2 separate regions of the Homo sapiens genome follow, and region 1 is linked to region 2. Evidence: chromatin loops called from intact Hi-C (ENCODE). Cell type or tissue: gastrocnemius medialis. All regions are shown on one strand. Each heading gives the region's core, and the rest is flanking DNA. Links, peaks and the distances in the headings are about the cores only. Region 1 overlaps KDM7A (lysine demethylase 7A). Region 2 holds the start of NDUFB2 (NADH:ubiquinone oxidoreductase subunit B2).

Region 1 (2,908 bases), core at 150-2,649, 530 kb before region 2:
ACTCCTGAAGAGATGGGTGGCCCCAACAAGTGATCCTGAGGGAGAGTGGTGTAAGACTTTGGAGCTTTAAGAGAATAATCAATTGCTTACGGGGTAAAGAATGAGAAAACTGAAAAATCAAGTTCAGACTGGGGATAAGACCTCTTCTACTACAGGCTGGATGCCCACAAAGGCAAAGATAAGAAGAGAAAAATTCAGGGAGTAGACTCCAGCGCTGACTACTTGGCATTTGGATGGTTGGAAAAGCAGGTAAGAGGAAAGATGTCCCTGAACCAAACAGAAGGGACTGCGTTCACCCAGTCACCATGGGCTCCAAAGAAAACTTTGATCCTTTGATATAAAGAAAATAAGGACAGGCTAGCACAAAAAAGAAACTGACTCAAAACAACAGGCACACAAAGTTAGCCTTCAAAAAAGTACCGAAATAGGAAGAATGTAAGAGAGGAATATGAATCAGACCTGTGACAAGTTAAATTACGTAAAAAGACTATAAAATTCCTATAATCTGCATATAGTTTACAACCCATGATTCCTTCAAAAAGTAATAAAGTAAAAAAGACTAACCACATGTCTACATTGTAGCATATGTGACAAGTGAGGCACTCTGGCAGTTCACACAGAAGAGGAAAAACCCATGAACCCACAAACCCAGTCCTTGGAGAGGAACACTCCCATGTGGTCCCCACAGAAAGTTTCCAAAACCATTGATGGAAACTGGCCAGAAAGCCCCTGTTTCAAGGATACCAGTGGTCCCATACATCACTGACCAGCTCAGTTAAAATGCTACCAAAACTGTTTCATGTTCTGACCTTTGTTCTTTTTTTAAAACTATTCTGTAGGGTTCCAGACAATGGAAATATATCCAGGTCACATCTCCATGACCATTTTATTTTCTTTTTTAGTTTTGTTTTTTCGTTTTTTTGTTTTTTTTTTCTACGGTGGGGGGGACGGAGTCTCGCTCTGTCACCCAGGCTGGAGTGCTGTGGCGTGATCTCGGCTCACTGCAACCTCTGCCTCCCAGGTTCAAGCAATTCTGCCTCAGCCTCCCGAGCAGCTGGGGCTACAGGCGTGTGCCACCACGCCCAGCTAATTTTTTGTATTTTTAGTAGAGACGGGGTTTCACCGTGTTGGCCAGGATGGTCTCGATCTCCTGACCTCGTGATCCGCCCGCCTCGGCCTCCCAAAGTGCTAGGATTACAGGCGTGAGCCATTTGATATTTATTAATATTAAAGTATTCAAGGGATACTGTATATATCAAAAGGTCTACACTGGACCACATTCCAGTTTCTTTGTGAAACAGTGAATACTCACCTGACAACAGTTTTTGCACATTAAAAATACCAAATTATCTACAATGGTATAAGTTCCCCCAGCTTTCACAACTTCATGATTTTACTGCACACATCAAACTGTTATAATTACTAACTGATAGGCCAGGCATGGTGGCTCACACCTGTAATCCCGGCACTTTGGGAGGCCGAGGCAGACGGATCACCTGAGGTTGGGAGTTTGCGACCAGCCTGACCAACGTGGAGAAATCCCATCTCTACTAAAAATACAAATTTCGCCGGGCATAGTGGCACATGCCTGTAATTCCAGCTACTCGGGAGGCTAAGGCAGGAGAATCGCTTAAACCCAGGAGGCGGAAGTTGTGGTGAGCCAAGATTGCGCCATTGCACTCCAGCCTGGGCAAAAAGAGTGAAACTCAGTCTCCCAAAAAAAAAAAAAAAATTACTAACTGATAAACAGGAGTCCATATTAGATGTTTGAAATTCCTATGTTTTGTGCTCAAGGAAAAATGGCATTTCTAAATTATAAAGGAAGAATATGTTAACAAAACATTGAGACTGTTTTATCCCTCTTCCCCATAATAAAATATAAACTGGACATAAGATCACTGTATTTTCTCTGACATTGATTTTTGTGTTAAGATGAATGCAACTTATAGCCCCAGTAAATAAGAATCTTAAATTTGTATATTTAAGCTCAAACTTCTATTTCATTATCAGTGTTCTTTACACTTGTCTTTGATCAACAGAACATGAATTTTAAACTATGACTACAGATAAAAACAATTTCAAAATGGATAATGCTAGAAACTTACCATAAGGATACCCAAATGCTCGCCAAGAATAAAGATAAACATACACACAAAAATATATATCCTGCAGCACTGTTAAGTAGTAAGAACAAAAGAGAAACCAACTCAAGAATCCATCAAGAGAGGACCAGTTAAATTGTGGTAAATCCACAGAATAGAATTCTATGCAGCTACTAAAAAGAATGAGATATCTGTACATGCTGATATGAGAAGCTCTCTGAGATATCCAGGATATTTTAATAAATAAAAAGTAAGATTTTTGCTTTTCTTTCCTTTTTTTTTTTTTTTTGAGACAATGTCCCGCTCTGTCACCCAGGCTGGAGTGCAGTGGCACTATCTCGGCTCACTGCAAGCTCCTCCTCCCGGGTTCACGCCATTCTCCTGCCCCAGCCTCCCAAGTAGCTGGGACTACAGGTGCCCGCCATCATGCCCGACTAATTTTTTGTATTTTTAGTAGAGACGGGGTTTCACCGTGTTAGCCAGAATGATCTCAATCTCCTGACCTCATGATCCACCTGCCTGAGCCTCCCAAAGTGCTGGGATTACAGGTGTGAGCCACCATGCCTGGCACCAGGTCTTTTTAACAGACAGTCTTGCTCTATCACCCAGGCTGGAGTACAGTGGCAAGATCACACAATCTTAGCGCACTGAAGCCTCAAATTCCTGCACTCAAGCCTCAGCTTCCCGAGTAGCTAGGACTACAGGCACATGCCACCACACCCAGCTAATTTATTTTTTGTAGAGATGGAGGTCTTGCTACACTTCCCAGGCTAGTCTCAAACTCCTGTCCTCAGGTGATCCTCCTG
Region 2 (2,908 bases), core at 204-2,703:
ACGAATAAATTTATTTTGTTTTCCTGTTTTTCTCATTTCTTGACCCGCTATACTCCCTGGTCAGATGGGTACTGCTGGTAGTTCCCAGACTTTGATATTCAGGTTAGAAAATGCCATCAAGTCCTACTGATCTGTGGCATGTGCACACACACACACACACACACACACTCTTTATGTATAAATATCATGCAGGTGCTACCTGCCAGCATAATATACACTTAGGGCAAATTTCATTGTACTTCAAATTATCTTCTTGGTAATTTTTAATAGATTTTGCTAACTCCTTGGTAACTTTTATTACAAGGTAAAACAAAACTGATGAAAGTGGCTGACATACCGGGGACGTGAGCAGAACGGCTTGGCCACTTCCTTAACATGGCCCCGGGTTCACCCGCTAGTCCGGAACTACAGTTTCTCTGCCACAGTGTCTGCGCCTGTCCACTTGCAGGCATTAATTTTGGTGAATATGAAGAGAGTTAATATAACCAGTGTGTCCTCTTCTCCATGGCAGCGCCCAGGGACAGACCTGCAGTGACCACCACCTGCCCCTCTCTGCCAGGCCCAACCACGGGCTTTCTTCTCAGAGCTGAGCTGATGTGGCCGTCTGGCTGACTAGGAGGGGCCCGGGGTCAGCCTGGAGGGGGGGTATTTGTAAAGCTTAATTTCTCTTTTTTTTTTTTTTTAGGTAAAATCACAGTTTATCCCTGCACCTTCATAGATTATGTTGCTCGTCTTAGAGACCACCAGGCAGCGAATGGAGTCAAGCCCTTGCGCTCTCCGAGAGTCCTGCCCTGACTACAGGACTAGTTTCTCCCATTCTTTCCTTCTCCAGGATAAAGTTCCTCATTCCTGTCTTTTAGTGAGCAGTATGGTTTAGGTGGACAGAGATTCCTTTGGTGCAGTTTTTTTCAAGGAGGTGATGTTATTTTTTCCTTCCCAGGTCTTGAGGGGACATTCAAAGCAGGCAGAGAGGGGTTGGGATGGCTCCAGATGGCTGGGAGGGAGAACACCAGCTGGTCACGCAGCCCCTCGTGCCAGTGCGCATCAGGTACAGTGTGGAGGCGGGAAAGGGACAAAAAGACGGCAGTCTCTTCCCTGAGCCTATGCCAACCCAGCCTTAAAGCCAGTGGATCGAATCAAGCCATTTGTGGCATTATCTATTGCTGCGTACGAACTTAGCCTGGCACAATGCCTGTAATCCCAGCTACTCGGGAAGTTGAGGCAGGAGAATCGCTTGAGCCTGGGAGGCAGAGGTTGCAGTGAGCCGAGATGGTGTCACTGCACTCCAGCCTGGGTGACAGAGCAAGGCCTTGTCTCAAAAAGAAAAAAAAAAAAAAAAAAGAATTATACACCACTCAGTTTTAGGAGGGGCAGAACACGGGGAGAGCCCTACAGGATCAGAGGGGCAACCAACAAGCTGTTTCAGAAGGCATGGGGCAGCTCAGCAACCATAAGTTATGCGTGGGCTTTGCTCTCGGGAGAGAGGTTTCCTGCAGCCGAAGGACTCACAGCTAATCTGGGTCAGGAGCGGCTGCCGGCTCCCCCACTCCTGGAGATGAGCGACTCTGTGACGTCACGGGAGGCGCGGGCGGAGCGCCGGGGAAGCGAAGTAGGCAGGGGCGAGGCGGCTGGGGACCGCGGGGCGGACGGGAGCGAGTATGTCCGCTCTGACTCGGCTGGCGTCTTTCGCTCGCGTTGGAGGCCGCCTTTTCAGAAGCGGCTGCGCACGGACTGCTGGAGATGGTGGAGTCCGTCAGTGAGTGTGGGGCTGGGGATGGGGGCCTCGCCGGCCTGTAGCGGACAGCGCGGGTCCCTGGGACGCTCTCACCTTGACTGGGGCGCCTGAAGAGGCCGCGTCCCGAGGCATGCTGGGACCTGTAGTCCGCGTGTCTCCTGAAGCCGCGACTCGAGGAGAGGGACCCCGCTGGCCGGAGGGAGAGGGAGAGACTTCGCTGGGCAGATGGGACACCGTGTGCAGGGCCGTCATGGTAGTAGGGGCCGCCTGCCCTCGGGAGACGCACGCGTGAATGCGGAGCGGGCTGAGCCAGTCGGCGCCGGCGCGGGCGGTCCAGGCGGAGGAAGCAGCGTGCGCGGCGGGTGTGGACGCTCCTGGAGCGAGGCGGGGGGCGGCGGCGGTGAGGCCTAGGGAGGGCGCGGTCCAGGGTCCCGGTGCCTGGCTGCGGAATTTAGGGTAGAGTCTGTTCGGCAGCCTTTAATCGGAGACGTCACGTGGCCGCTTTTTAATGCTGAAAAATCACTCTGGCTGCAGGGAGTGGAGGCTGTCGCCCAGAGAGAGCGCCGTCGGGTGAGAGGAGCAGAAAGCCGGAAGCCAACGCTGGGGCAGCCGTGGCGTTTAGGAGAGTGACAGGCAGAGCCGCCCGCGAGGTGGCCCGAGACGCAGACCGGAGGGCGGAGGGCTGGGGGTGCGAGGTAGGGAGCGGGTGCGAGGTAGGGAGCAGCTGCCGAAGCCGAGTTAGTGGTGTGCAGAGATTCCGTAAGAGCAGGACTGGAAAAGAGTCATGGATGATTCCAGGTCCCTTAGATCATCAGCTACACTTTACCAAGAGGCAGTGTGGGGTCGTGATTCCAAGCGGGATTCTGGCCGCACAGTGGCTGGGTTCAAATCCCACCTCTGCCACACTCCAGCTGTGGGACCTTGGAAAAGTTTCTTATTCTCTTAATGCCTCAGTTTCCTCACCCATTTGGCGTCCATTTGCAAGGAACTAAATGAGTTACTGTTATCTAAAGCGTGTTTGTGTGTTTTAGGAGATGGGGTCTAACTCTGTCAGGCAGGCTGGAGTGCAGTGGCGCGATCCTAGCTCACTGCAGCCTCTAACTCCTGGGCTCAAGTGATTCTCCAGCCTCGGCCTCCCAAAGTGTTGGGAATACAGGCGAGCCACTGCGCTTG

Evidence for each region. Hi-C counts contacts between places; a loop is a spot of excess contacts. Peaks named below come from ENCODE experiments on the same cell type or tissue, not always from the same donor. Only the 100,000 strongest peaks of a DNase experiment are listed, where the experiment ranks them.
Region 1: a loop joins it to region 2, with 4 times the contacts of the local background. A loop is called at or near these places in 4 of 110 quality-filtered maps.

What each region holds. Positions count from the first base shown.
Region 1 is chr7:140,160,622-140,163,529 of GRCh38, forward strand. All of the region lies in intron 1 of KDM7A (lysine demethylase 7A), which reads right to left. Among named protein-coding and RNA genes, the nearest start is that of KDM7A, 15 kb to the right of the region's middle. In gastrocnemius medialis, for the core only: no CTCF peak of the experiment used is centred there; a DNase peak (open chromatin) is centred at 1,613; H3K27ac peaks cover 208 bases.
Region 2 is chr7:140,695,087-140,697,994 of GRCh38, forward strand. NDUFB2 (NADH:ubiquinone oxidoreductase subunit B2) reads left to right here and starts at 1,622. Exons shown (of 4, transcript NM_004546.3): 1 at 1,622-1,756. The coding sequence starts at 1,659. It overlaps NDUFB2-AS1 (NDUFB2 antisense RNA 1), which reads right to left and starts at 1,991. Exons shown (of 2, transcript NR_024454.1): 1 at 1,829-1,991; 2 at 250-1,734. ADCK2 (aarF domain containing kinase 2) reads left to right here. Exons shown (of 8, transcript NM_052853.4): 8 at 1-24. RefSeq lists an enhancer at 1,631-1,940. In gastrocnemius medialis, for the core only: no CTCF peak of the experiment used is centred there; DNase peaks (open chromatin) are centred at 1,575, 1,875 and 2,316; H3K4me3 peaks cover 1,854 bases; H3K27ac peaks cover 1,913 bases.